2 separate regions of the Homo sapiens genome follow, and region 1 is linked to region 2. A link is a loop called in an ENCODE intact Hi-C map of the cell type or tissue named here. Cell type or tissue: endothelial cell of umbilical vein. All regions are shown on one strand. Each heading gives the region's core, and the rest is flanking DNA. Links, peaks and the distances in the headings are about the cores only.

Evidence for each region. A loop is a pair of places that touch in the nucleus more often than their neighbours do. Peaks named below come from ENCODE experiments on the same cell type or tissue, not always from the same donor. Only the 100,000 strongest peaks of a DNase experiment are listed, where the experiment ranks them.
Region 1: it touches region 2 in a loop (6-fold over the local background); 10 of 110 quality-filtered maps call a loop at or near these places.

The regions. Positions count from the first base shown.
Region 1 is chr1:9,397,261-9,406,499 of GRCh38, forward strand. No RefSeq gene overlaps it. Among named protein-coding and RNA genes, the nearest start is that of LINC02606, 27 kb to the right of the region's middle. RefSeq lists enhancers at 1,869-2,712, 2,713-3,555, 3,556-4,398. In endothelial cell of umbilical vein, for the core only: no CTCF peak of the experiment used is centred there; DNase peaks (open chromatin) are centred at 991, 2,871, 3,401, 4,751 and 1 weaker place; H3K27ac peaks cover 5,705 bases.
Region 2 is chr1:9,452,199-9,461,437 of GRCh38, forward strand. No RefSeq gene overlaps it. Among named protein-coding and RNA genes, the nearest start is that of LINC02606, 28 kb to the left of the region's middle. In endothelial cell of umbilical vein, for the core only: a CTCF peak has its summit at 3,782 (motif pointing left); a DNase peak (open chromatin) is centred at 3,733; H3K27me3 peaks cover 392 bases.

The DNA of each region.
Region 1 (9,239 bases), core at 348-8,347, 55 kb before region 2:
TCTCTCTCTCTCTCTCTCTTTCTCTCTCTCTCTCTCTTTCTTTCCCTCTTTCTTTCTGATGGGATCTCACTCAGTCACCCAGGCTGGAGTGCAGTGGTGCAATCATGGCTCACTGCAGCCTCAACCTCCCAGGCTCAAGCGATCATCCTGCCTCAGCCTCCCGAGTAGCTGGGACCACAGGCATGCACCGCCACACCCAGCTAATTTTCCATTTTTTTGTAGAGATGGGGTTTCACTATGTTGCCCAGGCTGGTCTCGAACTCCTGGACACAAGCCATCCTCCCACCTTGGCCTCCCAACGTGCTGGGATTACAGGCGTGAGCCACCGCACCTGGCCTGGCCCTTGCTGTTTCTTTCCTCCGGGAGGAACAAGGGCCTTACGGGACCGGGGGCTTCCACTTCTCCAAGTGGAAACCTCAGCCAGGGCTTGGTCAGAGCTGGCTTATGAGCTGGAATCAGCCCAGTCCACCTGGCCAGAGACTTCGATGGTCCAGGCCACGCCAGCCTCGAGGGGCCGGAAGGGAAAAGAAATTCGGCTCTGATCCCTCTGGCTCCTGGAAGAGGAGGTGGGCTGCTGCAGGCGTGTGCCTTGGGATGGATTCTAGAGCCCAGGGTCCCCTGTCCAGGCCTGGATGACCCAGCGATGGGAGCGATTTTTTAAATATTTTTCAATTAAGTCCGTGAGAGAGCTCAGAAGCCAACCCTGTGCGTGGCGTACAAATCCGGGCCGTGCAGCAGCAGCTCAGTTGGCAGGGGCCTCTCACTGGGCCCGCCAGCCACACCCTTGGACCGGCCAGGTTTTTCCTGAGTGGAAGCAGGGTTCAGGCCCTATGTGCCCTGCAGGACTGAGGAGTCCAGCAGGCTATCCGGGTCCCACAGAAAAGGTGGGGAATTCTGGCCAGCAGCCGGGCAGGGGACGAAAGAGGATGCTGAGAAGCTTTCAGGCGTTTCTCCACCCTCCTGAGTCACACGGGAATGTCTGAGACCAGGAGGCAGGTCGGGGGACTGGACGGGGGGGTGCTTTTTTGCAGCCTCTGCCAGGATCCCAGTGGGGGCAGGAGGAGAGACAGGCCCAGAGCTGGGCGAGGAGAGCTGGAGAGAGGCTGAGGAGGATACAGCTGCAGCCTCAAGCCCAGACACCACTTCCTCTCTCCCACCCCTCCCTCCTTTCCAGCCATGTGGCCCACCAAAGACCTCATCCTCGGGAAACGCAGCCAGGTCCCACCCACGAGGGCAGGGGCCTGGGGCTCCCCATCCCCAGCTGAGTTCAGGGCAGCATGAGGCCTGGCCTCACCTCCCTCTGCTCTCCCACCCGTGGGGGCTGCTGCCCTCACCCGTGGCTTCTAGATGATAGCCTCCCCCTCCATCCTATCCTCAACACCTCCCACAAGCTGGGCATACAGCTAGGGCTTAATAAATGCCAGTTTTCCCTCCTCTACTGCACCACACAGAGATTATTCAGATCCTCACCTTGCCTGGTAGGCTCATCTCAGGACATGGACAAATTAGAAACTATTTTATTTGTTTGTTTATTTTTCTATTTATTTATTTTTGAGACAGAGTCTTGTTCTGTCACCCAGGCTGGAGTGCGGTGGCGCCATCTTGGCTCACTGCAACCTCCACCTCCCAGGTTCAAGCGATTCTCCTGCCACAGCCTAAAGGGATTACAAGTAGCTGGGATTACAGGCACCCGCCACCACACTTGGCTCATTTTTGTATTTTTAGTAGAGATGGGGTTTCGCCATGTTGGCCAGGCTGGTCTCGAACTCCTGAGCTCAGGTGATCTGCCCACCTCAGCCTCCCATAGTGCTGAGATTACAGATGTGAGCCGCCACGCCCAACTTATTTATTTACTTGTTTATTTATTTTTAGATGGCGTCCCACTCTGTCACCCAGGCTGGAGTGCAGCGGTACTATCTCAGCTCACTGCAACCTCCGCCTCCTGGGGTCAAGTGATTCTGCTGCCTCAGCCTCCCAAGTAGCTGAGATTACAGGCACACACCACCATGCCCAGCTAATTTTTGTATATTTAAATAGAGATGGGTTTCACCACATTGGTCAGGTTGGTCTTGAACTCCTGACCTCAAGTGATCCACCTGCCTCAGCCTCCCAAAGTGCTGGGATTACGGGTGTGAGCCACCACACCTGGCCCAAATTAGGAACTAAATCATCAGCAAAAGCTGAGTCGCTTGCCCCTGGAAGAGGCAGCTGAGGACCAGCTGAGGCCACTTGACGCTGGGCGGGGGGCGGGGGGGCCCTGCCCTGCTCTGCCCCAGGGAGGTGCTGCTGCAGACCCTGCCTGTGCTGCAGTCCGAGGCCGCCCTCAAACCCCCGCTTCCAGCAGGATCCCCGCTGTCACTGAGATCCAGAGCTGCCACTGCTTCCGCATCATCCTTGTTTGCTATTTGGTGCTTTGGGCAAGCAGAGCTGTGTTTTGCCAGCTGCCGGCTGGCAGCTCAGCCCATCCTGCAGCTGGAGGCCCGAGCAGGGGGCCCAGGGAGCCCTTTGAAGTCCCTGTCTCAGCTGACAGCCCTCCCCTCTCGCCTCCCACCAGGGAATCCCACTGCCTCTGGTATGGACAAACACTCGCAAAGCTCAGAAAAGTGTAGCCACCTTTCCTGAAAATATTCAGCCTGGCCCAGCCCTGCTGGAAGCCACTGCACACGGTTCTTGGGGCTGAGACCATGGCTTTCTGCAAACTAACGTGGCCTTTGGGTGCAGCAATAGAGCCAGAAGACATCAGGGTGGCCTCAACCTAGAAGCCAGGTCCCGGCCACCTCTCACACAGGCTGGGCTAAGGGGAGGCTGCAGAGGAAGTTCAGTGGCAGCTGTTCCCTTTGCACCGGGGACTAGAGGTCGGACAGCTGGGATTAGTCAGAGGTGCCGAGCTGTGTCCTCCGCCAGCCCAACCATGGGGACCTTCTCCAAGTGGAAACCTCGGCTTGGGCTTAGCCAGAGCTGGCTTACGAGCTGGAATCAGCCCAGTCCACCTGGCTGGAGTCTTTGATGGCCCAGGCCACGCCAGCTTCATGGGGTCTGCAGGGAAAAGAAGTTCAGCTCAGAAATCTCTGGCTCCTAGAAAAGGAGGTGGGCGCCCTCCTGCCAGAGCCAGCTGATTTTAATTCAGCTACCCGGCAAACCTCCCTGGTTCCTGCTCTATGACAAACCCAGGGCAGGTGCCAAGATACAGAGATAGACAAAACTCAGTGCCTACCCTAGAGGAATTCATAGTCAGGTAAAATAACGGCCACACAGTGTGTCTGTGCCCATGTGGCAGAGGCCCAGAGAAGCAGCCTAGGACTGAGCTGAGCTGATATGCTTTGCAGGAAGTGGGTGAAAGTGCGGCAGAGGCCTGGGAGGCGGGAGGCCAGGTCTCTGGCAGTGGGGGTTCTTTCTTTAGCAGTCCCCTCCTAGCACCCACACAGTCCCAGGCCCTGGGAGGGCCAGCTCTGCACCCCAAAGCTGCTAAGTCTGTGGTCCAGGAGGTAGGTGGCCGCAGCTGCACCTGCCCGTCCCTCAGCCAGGGGAAGTGACTCGCCTCTGAGGCTCCTGCAGGCTGCCTCCTGGGGGAGCGTGCAGGAAAGAGTTTGCAGGTTTTATGGCCAGTGAGGTCCGGCTCAGGCCTGAGGAGGGTGCAGGCCAAGCCGGCCGGTTCTAATTAGGGGACTGGGCTCCTCGTAGCAGCCCAGGGGCCTGGGGGCTTTGCCAGTTTGTAGAACAGCCAGCACTGTTTTGCACAGTGTCTCCTGGCAACGGGGGCCACTCCAATGGGGAGCGGGGTGCCCTGGGAGCCCTTGTGGGCAGCAGCCAGCCACTCAGCCTGAGCTCACTCGTGCGGTCCCCTCCAGGTACTTCCGCCCTACCAGACTGACCTCGGGGGACACAGATCCCTGCTAGAGCATGGGGCAAACTGCCCTCTCCCAGCCTGGGTCAGTGCTGCCAGAACCCAAAGGGACTGGGGACGGAGGCTGGGTCTTTGCTTCCCCTCACCACCTCAGGTTGCCCTGAGTAAGCATTCTAAAACAAAAGGAGGCCGGGCGCGGCGGCTCATGCCTGTAATCCCAGCACTTAGGGCGGCCAAGGTGGGCGGATCACTTGAGGTCAAGAGTTTGAGACCAGCCTGGCCAACATGGTGAAACCCCATCTCTACTAAAAATACACAAAATTAGCCGGGCGTGGTGGTGCGCGCCTGTAATCCCAGCTACTCAGGAGGCTGAGAAACAAGAATTGCTGAGGCAGAGGTTGACGAAGGGGGTGGAGGTTGCAGTGAGCCGAAATTGTGCCACTGCACTCCAGCCTGGGCGACAGAGTGAGACTCTGTTTCAAAAAAAATAAAACAAAATAAAAGTAAGATAAACCAAGAATAAGTACCGACGCCTAGTGTCTAGACAATGCCTAGCACACAGTAGATGCTCAAAGAATGCAGAGTGAATAACCAAGCTCAGTGCTTGGAAACCTGGCTGGCACACAGTAGGCTCACAATCCATGTGCCGAACACAAGAAGGAATGAAGTTTGTCTTCAGCCCCATGCAGTGAGTTCTAGAAAGCAGGTGGCCTGTTGCTTTCATCTTGTGTCTGCAATGCCTGATACAGGACCCAGGACTCCTCGGGCCTGGCAGGACCCGCCCCAGCCGAGGTTCCCGTCCTGGTGCTGGGGGCGAAGGGGAGGGAGGGAGGCCGGCAGGCGGCTGGTCAGACAGTGTGAGTCTGGCCTTTGAATGTTATTCCCGGCAGTTCCTCTGATTCACAGCTGTCCCAGGAACAGTCATGGCTGTGTCAATAAATATTGGTGACTTTTAATGACCTCTCCGTCTCGCAGGGCCATGTGGGCCTTCCTGCCCCTCCAAAGACCCCGTCCAGGCTGTTGTTTTTCTAGCCAGCGTATAGCGCTCTGTGCCAGTGAGAGGGCCTTGGGGACCGAATGGCCCCCGCAGGCTGATAACTCAGAAGGCATTTTCTGTCTCCTTGCTTCGCCTGCTCCTTTTCACCATAACTCCCCAGACCTCCTGGGAATGACCCTGAGTGCAGAAGGATGGGCAACATCAGAGGCCCTGGCTCAGAAAGAGCCAGAAAGGAGCTGCCACCTTGGCCCCCCCTGCCCTTCCCCCTACACCTCTGCCTGGGTGTCTTGTCCTTTCTCCACGCTAGAAAAGGACATCGCATCTCACGCCAACACAACATGCCAGGCAAAGATAAGCTGCTTTTCCTCCTTCCACACTTTCACACTTTCCACAGTTTAGGCTGAGGGAGAGTTTGAATTAAAACCCAACTACAGCACGGCTGGGCATGGTGGCTCACGCCTGCAATCCCAGCACGTTGGGAGGCTGAGACGAGTGGATCACCTGAGGTCAGGAGTTTGAGACCAGCCTGGCCAACATGGTGAAACCGCGTCTCTAAAAATAAAAAAATTAGCCAGGCGTGGTGATGCATGCTTGTAATCCCAGCTACTTGGGAGGCTGAAGTGGGAGGATTGCTTGAACCTAGGAGGCGGAGGTTGCAGTGAACTGAGATGGGGCCGCTGCACTCCAGCCTGGACGACAGAGCAAGACTCCATCTCAAAAAAAAAAAAAAAAAAACACCACAACTGTAGCCCTCTTTACTGGACGACAGATTTTATCATGAAAGCAAAGAACGGTTATGAGCACACAGGATCTGTGTCATCTCCTCAATTCTACTTCAAAGAATATTCCATACATCAAGCACTCTGGGGCGGTGGAGAGGCCACCAAACCCAAGACAGGTTTGATTCTGCTCTCAAGAGCTTGCAGTCCAGAGGGAACGCAGGTGGTGCAGGAAGCCGCTGTACACAGGGGACTGCAGCTCCCCAGTGAGGAGTGTGGGTGCTGCGGGGGGATTCACAAGGACTAAAGGGACGTGCGACCAAATGCAATGTGTGATTCTTTTTGGGGTTTTGTTTTTTGTTTTTTTGGTTTTTATGAGACGGAGTTTCCCTCTGTCGCCCAGGCTAGAGTACAGTGGCACAATCTTGGCTCACTGCAACCTCTGCCTCCCAGGTACACCCAGGTTCAAGTGATTCTCTTGCCTCAGCCTCCCGAGTAGCTGGGACTACAAGTGTGCACCACCACGCCTGGCTAATTTTTGTATTTTTTTTTTAGACGGAGTTTCACTCTTGTTGCCCAGGCTGGAGTGCAATGGCACGATCTCGGCTCGCCACAACCTCCACCTCCCTGGTTCAAGCGATTCTCCTGCCTCAGCCTCCCTAGTAGCTGGAATTACAGGTGCGTGCCTCCACACCTGGCTAATTTTGTATTCTTAGTAGAGGCAGGGTTTCTCCGTGTTGGTCAGGCTGGTCTCAAACTCCCGACCTCAGGTGATCCACCCACCTTGGCCTCCCAAAGTGCTGGGATTATAGGCGTGAGCCACCACACCCAGCCAATTTTTGTATTTTTAGTAGAGACGGGGTTTCACCATGTTGGCCAGAGTGGTCTCGAACTCCTGGCCTCAAGCGATCTGCCCGCCTCGGCCTCCCAAGGTGCTGGCATTACAGGCATGAGCCACAGTGCCTGGCCCCAGTGTGTGATTCTTGAGTGGAACGTGCATTAAAGCAAAAGAAGCAGCTGCTTTCAGGGTCTTTTGGAGAATTTAATCATGGATTGCATGTTACATAATATCCCTGCATCAAAGCTAAACTCCTGAGTATGGAAATGGACTTTTGGCCATGCAGGAGACTGTCCTTGATTTTGGAAGGTACCTGCTGAAATATTGAGAAGGGACGTGTCATTGTGTCCGCAACTGACTTTTGAATATTTCAGTGGTCTTCCAGAAGGCAGACTCCTGTGGGCTGAGCAGGAAGTAGCCTAGCAAAGCAGGGAGAACAGTGTGCATAAGGACCGAGGGTGGCCCGGCAAGGGCCCATGCCCAGGAATTGCTGCTGGAGACGAGGCTGGGGGACAGGGCCAGGTCGTGGCAGGGAGTAATCAGGCGACAAGGAAGGCACACTTGGACCCGGAGGGTGGTCATGGGCGTGGAGAGAGTTGGGAGGTATTTAGGAGGTCGAATCTGCAGGAGCAGCCAGGATATGGGGAAAGAGGGTATGGGAGGGGAGAGAACTCATGCTGTCTGGCAGGAGAACCGGGAGAAGGAAGGTGCCACTCACAGAGGTGGAAGACCCAGGGAGCAGCAGGGTTGGAGCGGGAGAAGGTCAAGGGCTCGGTTTTCAGACATGCCAGGGCTGTGGGGCATCTCCAATGGGGTACCAGGAATTTGAAGGTGTGTTTGTCCAAATAACCATGGAGCCAGTACTCTGTCCTCAGGCATGGGTGTTGGGGACGTCTTGTGGCCATACCAGCCAGGCGTGGTGGAAGCCGCAGAGGTGGGGCCAGGTGAGAACACCCAGTTGTGCCTTGCTCATCCTGCATTTGTTTTGCTGGCTCCTCTCTGTCTGCCTTGGAGGAACGGATCAAGACTGTTCACCTCACAGGCCCTTGACATGAGTCAGGATTCAGAGCTGCCCCCTGCAGCCACCCACCTCCTGTCACAGGCTGGAAAGGAGCTGATTGCCCAGAACTCAACTGAAAGGAGGCCACACATTTCAGCCTGGGTTTCTATGTCCCCTTGTGTCTTGTTTATTTATCCTTGGGGCAATCTGGGTGGTTTGGTCCGTGGGAGTGGGATGGGCCACCCTCCCAAATGCTGGGTGTCTGGTCCCGTACCAGCTCCCTGCAGGCGAAGCCCGTTCTGCCATCGTGTAGCCTTTCAGCACATAATTGCTGAGCTCCTGCTGTGTTCTAGGCATCGTTCTAGATGCTGGGAAGATAGCAGAAATAAAAGTCCAGTCTATAGGAATAATAACTTCTTATTGTCATAAATAATTATTGTATAAAGATACATAATAGCATACGTGACGATCATGCCTACCATTTATTGAGCACTCAGGATACACCAGACACTGTGCTGAGTGCCCCATGTCCCCTGTAATCTTCACAACCACCTCTGTTTAGTATTAATATTACCGTTTGATAGATGGGACAACAAGGGCTCAGAGAAGGAAGGTAAGTGGCCACCCAAGATCACAGCTTATAAATGTCAGGGTCAGGGTTTGAACTCAGACCTGGGGCCTGTACTTCCAAACTCTCAGCCTGCAACTTGCCAGAGTCCAGCTTGCCCTTTGGTGGGTGGGGGTGATAGAGTTGGAGGCCCCATCCTGTTCAGGTCCAGCTCTGAACCTTATAGGCCTGGCCTGACACCTCCATTGCTCTGTGTCCTCCCGATCCTGGACTCCTCCTTGCATCTGGTTCTGACCCCAGATTCCTGCTTTCATGCTGAGCTCAGCCCAGCCCATCTCACTCAGCAGCTAACCCACCCAGAGGGATGGCTGGAGAGAGGGAACGCTGGCCAAGGGACCAGCTCAGGCAGGCGCTGGCAGTGTAGAGTTGCCAAATGTTGTACGGCACATACACTAAAAAGTTGTTTGTGGGCTGGCTGCCGTGGCTCTCGCCTGTAATCCCAGCACTTTGGGAGGCCAAGGTGGGTGGATCACTCGAGGTCAGGAGTTTGAGACCAGCCTGGCCAACATGGGGAAACCCCATCTCTACCAAAAATACAAAAAATTAGCAGGGCGTGGTGGTGCATACTTGTAGTCCCAGCTACTTGGGAGGCTGAGGCAGGATAATTACTTGAACCCTGAAGGCAGGGGTGCCAGTGAGCTGAGATTGTGCCACTGCACTCCAGCCTGGGTGACAGAAGGAGACTCCATCTCAAAAAAAAAAAAAAAGTTATTTATGGATTATCTGAAATTCAAATTTAACTGAGTGACCTGTATACTTGCTAAATCTAGCTACCTAAGGGGTAGGGGTGCAGAACACTGTGAGGGGATTTCAGCTATGAGGGGGCATAAGAAGGGGGTTTGGATGAAATTCCCCAGGAAGGGTGTCCTCAGATATTCAAGAATCTTTCATTCCTCCCTTGTAGACGTTCAGGTGCAAGCTTCCTGTCTCCTGATCATTTTCACTCCACCAACATGTGCTTATGTGCTTAACTAGAGAGCCGCGCTTAGAGTCACTATTTACATATCTTCCTGATCAGGCCCGTCTGTTCCTGCACCTGCTATCACCCCACAACCACCACCACCAACTCCAGCAGCCCTCTCAAGTTTCCAGGGCCTGTTTCTTTCGCCAAGAATATTCTTGCTCTCCACTCTGCCTTTCTCCTTGGAGCCCTCCCGCACCCCCAGCCCGTCTGTTGCACCCTGAACTTCCTGTCATCACACTGATTACACTC
Region 2 (9,239 bases), core at 724-8,723:
AAAATATAAAAATTAGCCAGGCGTGGTGGTACATGTCTGTAGTCCCAGCTACTTGGAAGGCTGAGGCAGGAGGATCATTTAAGCCCAGGAGGCTCAGGCTGCAGTGAGCCATCATCCGGCCACTGCACTCCAGCCTGGGCCATATAGAGTGAGGTCCTGTCTCAAAAAAACAAAACAAAACAAAAACACGCCTGGGCAATTTATCAGCTTTCAGAGAAGGAGATGACGGAGGTAGGAGAAGAAAGGCTCTTGGCTAAGCTTCAGGGATGGGGAGGATGGGAGAGTACAATGACAATATCAGGAAGATGGAAAGAGAAGCAGAAAATAAATGGAGTTTGAATGCATTGAGAGGAGGAGACAGAGTCGGAGAGCCTCCCATGCAGGGTTGTGATTGTCTGTGAGCTCTGAACAAGCAGAGCCCAGCACAGCCAAGGACAGCACAGTGGAAGGAGCGCTGGACAGGTGGGTCAGGGCTGTACTTGGCAGACAGCAGTGTTTCCACCAGCACAGCCCTCCGACCTTGGCCCTGAGTTGCTGTCGAGTTCTTGGTGGACCTTGTCTTTCTACAGGGATCAGGAACTTGCTGGAAAGCCCTGGTGTACTTGTGACCCTTAGGTATGTTCAATTAAGTGTAGCCTAACTCTGCCTCCTTGCATATTCTAAGTTCACCCTAAGGGTTTCTCTGTGCATAGTAAACTGTCACCTCACTGAATATGTAAACAGACTGCAACCTACTCTAGTGCCAATCACCAAGTTTTGGCCAATGAAAGGCAGTCAACTGTTCAAACCTGGTTCAAATAAGGTGAACACCCAGCTGTAACCAATCCGACTCTTTCTGTATCTAATTCTGTTTTCTGTACATCACTTTCCTTTTTATGTCCATAAATCTTCCTCCACCACATGGCTACGCTGGAGTCTCTCTGAGCCTACTCTGGTCTAGGGGCTGCCCGATTCGCAAACCGTTCTTTGCTTAATTAACCTCTATTAAATATAATTTGTCTAAGGTTTTTCTTTTAACAGGTGTTTGGTTCAAATTCTCTGTTTCTTCTTGGCATGCTTCGAAGGCTTTCCAGGTAATCCAGATTATTCTTCCCACTAACTTGGTATGTTCTTTGTCATATAGCCATTTGGCTTGGTCAGGGGTTAGTGGAGGAAGCTGGGAGGCAGAAAGCTGGATGCTGCTGGGCTAGAGGGAGCAGCCACGTGCACGTGTGCATGCACACACACATGCAAACACACACGCGTACATATGTGCACATATGCACACACATACACGTGCACACACATGCACAAGTGTGCACACATGCACGTATGCACATCCATGCACACCTACATACATATATGTGCACACACATGCACACACGTACGTACACATGTGTGCGTATACACACATACGCATGCGCACATGCATGCACCTATGTGCACATACACACATGCACGTGCACACATGCGCACAAGTGCACACATAGGCACACACACATACATACACATATGTGCACATATGCACACACATGCACACACACACACATACATTCTCAAAAGAGTCACAGAGCAGTTTGGTGGCACCAGAGAGATGCACTAGAACAAGCACACAGAGACGTGGAAAGGTTACTATTCACATGAACTTTCGAAAAAGCAATGCCAAGTGCCGCCAGAGGTGGACACAGCCCAGAGATGGAGGAGGGAGAGTGCGTGGGAGAGAGGTCCCAGGTCTGCAGGGCACGCCAGGCCTGAGGACACGTTCACAGATGTGCAGTGAGATGAGAAGGAACAGGACAGAGGTAGCAGGACTAAATGTAGTCCATCCAGTTAAAGGCCATCTGGTCGTCATCTATTCTGAGATTAAGTAATCCCATGGGAAGAGCTAAGCTCTCCTTGCTTTTATAAAATGAGCAGCGCAGCTTACAGAGAGGGCTCCAGGAGGAAGGACTAGGATGAGGAATGAGTTATTCTGCCTTCAACTCCGTCTCCTCCCCACAGCCCTCCCCCACTCCCACCGCCAAATGAAATCTCTGTTGTAAAAATGTCAAAGGACAAAAACTTGCTTAAACCATGCCAAAGGGCATGGTGTGCACAGAGGCCAGTGCCATTCGGGGCAGTGGTGGCCAAAACATGGATCCCCAGAGGACAAAGGGGCCAAGCTGAGCCTTAGAGACCCTCAAGGATGCAAGCGCTGCTTTTGAGGTCCAGGGACCCAGGCTGTTCCAGGAGTGGCCCGGGAACTCCTGCAACCAAAACACCTAGATTATGAGGCCTCCCGGGCTGCCCTGCCCGACGTCCATAGCTTCCTGGAGCGCATGGGTGGGAGGGCACAGTAGGGCCAGCCCCCTGTCCCTGGTGGCATCATCTACAGGGAGAGGTGCAGTGAGACCGGTCACCTTCAGGAAATTTACAAAAGACGCAGGCGCAAGAGCCAACAAAGGAGACTGCCTATGCGTGTGGACGCCCACACCTCCAGGCAGACACTAGGAGAAGGGCAACCCTGATTTGCATCCGTGTGACTTTAACACACATGAGCGCACATGTGCACTCACACCACACACTCAAACATGTGCACACACGTTCATAGGCACGTATATTTTGTGACATAACCCCCTACCCCTTAGTCACCCGGTCAGGGAATCAAGCTCCCTACCTTTCTGCTGAGGCACAAGAATTGCTTGAACCCAGGAGGCGGAGGTTGCAGTGAGCTGAGATTGCGCCACTGTACTCCAGCCTGGTCAACAGAGCAAGACTCCGTCTCCAAAAAAAAAAAAAAAAAAAAAAAATTTTAATTGATTAACTTCCTCTGCTAATCTCTGCTGTTGTAGGATTACAGTTTTTAAAAATTTCTTTGCTGTTATTTTGATGGAGTTTAGAGGAAGGGTTAAGTATATGCATTCATTTGCCGTTTCAAACCAAAACCCCTAAACCTCTGGCCTTTTAAAATGGAATTCCGGGCTGGGCACAGTGGCTCATGCCTGTAATCCCAGCGCTTTGGGAGGGCGAGGCAGGTGGATCACTTGAGGTCAGGAGTTTGAGACCAGCCTGGCCAACATGGTGAAACCCCATCTCTGGCTTCACCACTCAACCCACAGGGTTCCTGGGCTGGGCTCCCTCAAAAAATGCTCTGAGCAGCTTTCACTCATGACCCCCATGCACAGCGAGAGCTAGGGCCATGGAAATTCCGTGCCTGGACCAACCTCGTCTCGTGCAGCGTGGAAGAGGCGCGTAGCCCAGTGCTTGGGTTGGGAACCTCGTCATCGTCTCCTTCACGGTGATGAACAGCTACTGAGAAAGAAAAAAATGTCTTCACGCAGTTTCTTGGAATAGTAGCTGCACCCGCGATTAATAGAGTCTGTTTCGGTAGAAGTTTTTTAGAGAAAGGAAAACTGTCACCAGCTCCATTTTGTCAGGTTCATTTCTGAGGAATCTCTTGACCACCGCGGCTTCCAAGTGGGATCGATGTTGGACTTGCAAAAGGGGAAAATTATTTTTGACTCATAAACTGGAATGGAAGCCAAGGAAGAAACTCGGTTTGTGGCCTGCTGTTGCTAAATACAAAAATTGATTATTTTATGGAAGAAGAGCCATGGCCAGGTCAGCTGTTTTTCCCTCATAAAATCATTCAGCGACCCGATAGGAAACTGCAACGCCTGTGAGTCGTTTGCAGAGTGGTGCAGCTGTGAGAATTCTCCCTGGAAGGGCTGCCCGACCCCTCTCCTGAGCCTCTGAAACTCGGAAGCGAGGCCAGGATGGTGATAAAGGAGGAGTGTGGCGCCCTCTGGCGAGAGTGGGGCTGAGTCCCTCCCAGGAGCCCAGCCTGGGTGTCCCCCTGCTGTAAAGACCCCACGGCGCACAGCCTAAGGCTCAGAGCTTTGCACGGAGTCTGCCCCTTTGGGCAACATGGAGCTGATGTGGTTGCATGTTGGAAGACCTCATTTAGATTCCAGCCAAATTAGGAGAGAGGTGCTTATCCCAGCTGGAGATGCACAGGCGGGCAAAGGGCTGAGAGCAACCCAAAGCTGGAAGGCCAACGGGGCTTAGGCCTCCTGGCCCCAGGTGCTGCCCCGGGAAAAGAGGCCGTAACGCCATCCTACCCAGCCATCGCTGCAGCAGCAGGACCTGTCTCCAGGTTAAGACTGAGCAGACATCAGGCAGCCTCCAGGTTGGCCCAAGCATCTCTCATCTGGAATAAAAGTACTTGTCAAACATCATTATCCAGAATGTCAGGGAAAATAAAAATGAGTTCTAAGGCTTGTGAAAGAGATGGTCTTGGGACAACCCAACACCAGGACTTTTCCTCTGGGTCTGGTGGAAATATTTTGAAAGGCCAAAGAAGAGGGTTCTGTCCTTCCCAGGACCCGACTCAAGGCCTAAAGAAAGTTGTAGGGAGTTCTGGACACGGCACTAATGCTTCAAGAAATCTCTCCAAGCTCGGACTTACTTGCCTGATAATTCCAGGTCTCAGACTGAGCTTCTCATCCAAGGCTGGGTGATTTGATTCCCATAAATCACATCTATCGCTCTGTAGCATTGATAAGGGGCACTCTAGGCGTGAACCTGGAGCCACTGGGAATCAAGAAGGAATTCCTGTCTGTGCCATATGTGTGGTTCAGCGTGGGGGGGGGGTCCTTCCGAACTTTCTGCAGTTTCCTGGAGGGATGAGACACGGCCTCCATTGGGGATTGGGCAAGAATGACCTCCCTGTGCCCTGGCGCTCACACCTGGAGGTTGCTGGCCCACCCAGCCCCTGCAGAGGGTTTGAAGGTCCATGAGTCAGGTCTTGGAAGGCCCAGGGGGGAGCCTGAGAAAGAAATTCAGAAGATTCCATCATGACGTCATCAATCCCCCTGAAGATCTACAGGTTGCATTTACTCCCTGGCTTCAACGCACCACATTTTAGAGAGGTTTTTTGTTTTTTGTTTTCTTGAAGTACAAGAACACCAGTGATGAAACTTGAAAGCATCCTGTACTCATGGTGGATCAGGAAAATAAGAGTTTTCTTAGACTCAGAGTCTTGGTGGGAGTGTTGGTGGGGAGGGTCTGCCCTCTGAACGGGGACATGGTGAGGGGGACTGCACTGAAGCTGTGTCCCCAACTCCTTCCTCCACCGATGCTTCCGTTCCTCATCTCCAAAATGCCTACCGCTCTCACCCTTATCCACTTTTTTTAGTTTTACTTCCGTGGCACACAATTTTTTATTGAGTAGTAATTCACAGGCCCTACAATTGACCCTTTTAAACACACAGTGCTTTAGTATATTTACAGAGCTGTGCGACCATCAGGACAACCCATTTTTGAACATTTTTAGCCCTCCAAAAGAAACCCTACAACCGACCGGGCACAGTGGCTCATGCCTGTAATGCCAGCACTTTGGTAGGCCAAGGCAGAAGGATCAGCTGAGCTCAGGAGTTTAAGACCAGCCTGGGCAACATGGTGAAACCCCATCTCTACTGGAAAAAAAAAAACTACAAAAATTAGCCGGACATGGTGGCAGGTAGCTGTAGTCCCAGCTACCGGAGAAGCTGAGGTGGGAGGATTGCTTGAGCCTGGGAGGTCGAGGCTGCAGTGAGCCATGATCACACCGCTGCACTCCAGCCTGGGTGACCAAGTGAGACCCCGTCACAAAACAAAACAAAACAAAACAAAACAAAACAAAACAGAACAGAACAGAACCCCTGCAACCTGTAACCATCATTCCCCAATCCTACCCCAACACTCACCAGCCCTAGGAAACCACTAATCTACTTTTGAACTCCTGAACTTAAGTGATCCACCCACCTCAGCCTCCCAAAGTGCTGGGATTACAGGTGTGAGCCACCGTGCTCAGCTTTTTTTTGAAATGGAATCTCACTCTGTCCCCTAGGCTGGAGTGCAGTGGTGTGATCTCAGCTCACTGCAAACACTAACATACTTTCTATCTCTATGAATTTGCCTATTCTGGACTTTTTTTTTTTTTTTTTTTTTGATGGAGACAGAGTCTCACTCTGTCTCTGAGGGTTGGAGTGCAGTGGCATTATCTTGGCTCCCTGAAGCCTCAACCTCCGAGGCTCAAGTGATCCTCCCACCTCAGCCTCTTAAATAGCTGAGACTACAGGTATGCGACACCATGCCCACTTAATTTTGTTCATTTTTTATAAAAACAGGGTTTCGGTATATTGCCCAGGCTGGTCTCAAACACCTGGGCTGAAGGAATCCTCCCACCTCAGCCTCCCAAAGTGCTGGGATTCCAGGCGTGAGCCACAGAGCCCGGCCTGGACATTTTATATAAATGGAATCAGAGAACATGCTGTCTTTTGTGTCTGGCTTCTCTCAGTTGCCATAATGTTCTCCAGGCTCATCCACACTGTACCATATGCCAGTGCTTCTTTCCTTTTCATGGCTGAATAATTTTCCACTGTATGGACATAGAACATTTTAATTACCCATTCATCAACTGATGGACGTTTGGGTTTTTTCCACTTTTCAGCTTTTTTTTTTTTTTTTTTTTTGAGATAGACTCTCTCTATTGCCCAGGTTGGTGTGCAGTGGTGTGATCTCCGCTCACTGCAACCTTCACCTTCCAGGTTCAAGCAATTCTCCTGCCTCAGCCTCCCAAGTAGCTGGAATTACAGGCACCCACCACCACGCCCAGCTAATTTTTGTATTTTTAGTAGAGACAAGGTTTTGCCATGGTGGCCAGGCTGGTCTCAAACTCCTGACCTCAGGTGATCCTCCCACCTCGGCCTCCCAAAGTGCTGGGTTTACAGGCATGAGCCACCACACTCAGCCCACTTTTTGGCTGTTGTTATGAATGACGCTGCTAAGAATATTTGTGTACATGATTTTTTAAATTTCCTTTTGTTTCTTTTTTTCCCTACTATTTTTATAACCACAGAAACGATTTTGTTTAGGCATATGTTTTCAATTCTCTTGGGTCTATACATAGGGGTGAAATTGCTGGAGTATATGGTAATTCTATGTTTAACCTATTGAGGAACTATCAGGCTATTTTCTACCTCTATTCACCTTTTAGGAGTCCTAAGAATTAGTCAGTCCTGTTTGACAAATAATACCAGTATAACTGGATCTTTCCAGAAAAAGCCTGAACAAGTCCTACAGTTAAATTTCCATTTTAGCAGGGGGAGTTGGTTGACTGGCTGCTCTGGTTAGCTGAAGGTAATAATAATTTTTAAAGTCCCATTTTGGGCCAAGCACAGTGGCTCACACCTGTAATCCCAGCACTTTGGGAGGCCAAGATGGGCAGATCGCTTGAGCTCAGGAGTTCGAGACCAGCCTGGGCAACATGGTGAAACCTTGTCCCTACCAAATATGCAAAAAATTAGCTAGGCATGGTGGTGCATGTCTGTGGTCCCAACTACTTGGGAGGCTGAGGTGGGAGGATCACCTGAGCCTGGGAGGTGGAGACTGCGGTGAGCCATAATTGTGCTTTGAAGGTACCAAAGAGGGGCTGAGAGAAAATAGCAAAGGTGGGGACAGTGCTCCAGGTGGTGTAGCCAGAAAACCCCTCTCTGCAGAAGTGTATCCGTTTTCTCTTGCTGTCAATTACCAATAACCTCAAACTCAGCAGTTTCAAAGAACATCCGCTTCAGAGCTCAGCATTCTAGGGGTCAGAAATCTGGGTGGGCTCAACTGGGTTCTGTGGTCAGGGTCTCACATGGACAAGATCAAGGTGTCGGCTGGATCAGGCTCCCCTCTGGAGCCTCGGAGAAAGAATCCACTTCCAAGCTCATTCCAGGTGCTGACAGAATCCAGCTTCCTGCAGTTGTCAGACCCAGGTCCCTGCCCCCTTGCTGGCCATCAGCCAGGGTTGCCCTCAGCTACTCAGGAGCACTCTCCTTCCTCCATCCTCAAAGCAGCAGTGGCACCTCGGGTCTGTCTCTCGCTTTGAATTTCTCCGGCTTCCTCCTCTGCACCAGCCAAAAACTGCTCTTTGCTTCACAGTCTTGTGCAATTAGCTTTGGCCAGCAGGATGATCTCCGTCTTCCAGTCTTCAGGTTAACCATGTCATAAGCCATAATGCAGCCCAGGAGTGACGGCACAGTCACAGGCTCCAGGATAAGGACATAAAATGGGCCGGGCGGGGAGGGAATGTTTAGAATCTTGCCAAGCACAGAAGGTGTCCCTGAGACCTGGAGCAGGAGGAGGCAATGAGGGCGTGGCCATGGGAGGAGAAACAGCCCAGACAGAGGGGTCAGCATCCTCCCTGGGGGAGGAAGAGGCTAGGTTTGTGTGAGGCACTGAAAGGCCCCTGGACTGCAGGACAGTGAGTAATGGGCAGCGTGGCCCGAGGCGGGTGAGCAGGCAGAGGAGACCCCCTCACCCACGGAGGCCCTGGGAGACAGCTGTGGACATGGCAGAGCCAGAAGGGTCCCAGGCCCAGGATACTCAGCAGAGACTGCTCTCTAGAATTAGACCTCAAAATCCTGCTTGTTAAAAATAGCTTTATTGGCTGGGCATGGTGGCTCATGCCTGTAATCCCAGCACTTTGGGAGGCTAAAGCAGGCAGATCACTTGAGACCAGGAGTTTGAGACCAGCTTGGCCAACATAGTGAAACCCTTCTCTACTAAAAATACAAAAATTAGCCGGGTGTGGTGGCGCATGCCTGTAGTCCCAGCTACTTGGGAGGCTGAGGCAAGAGGATTGCTTGAACCTGGGAAGCAGAGGTTGCAGTGAGCCAAGATCATGCCACTGCACTCCAGCCTGGGCAACAGAGTGAGACTCCACTTTAAAAATAAATAAATAAATAAATCTAGTTTGGTTAAGGTATAACATATAATGAATAATTGACGTGCAATAAACAGCATGTATTTAAAGTGTACAATTGATAACTCTTGACGTAGGTGTGCACCTATGAAGACATATCCACAATCAAGATAACGGAGACATCCAGCACTCCCAAAAGTCGCCTCAAGTCCCACTGTCATCCCTTACTCCATCTCCCCTTCTCCTCCCTCTCGAGGAAACCAGGGTCTCCTTCCTCTCACAGTGGAGTAGTTTGCATTTTCTAGAGTTTGATGTAAATGTATCATACAGTATTGCCATGAGCTGACTTGTGTCCCCCTGAAATTCATACATTGAAGTCCTAACCCCCAGTACCTCGGCATGTGACTGTATTTAAGGACAGTGTCTTCAAAAAGGTAATTAAGCTAAAATGAGGTCATTAGGGTGGGCCCCAACCCAATATGATTGATGTCCTTATAAGAAGAGGAAATTGGCCAGGCGCAGTGGCTCACACCGGCAATCTCAGCACTTT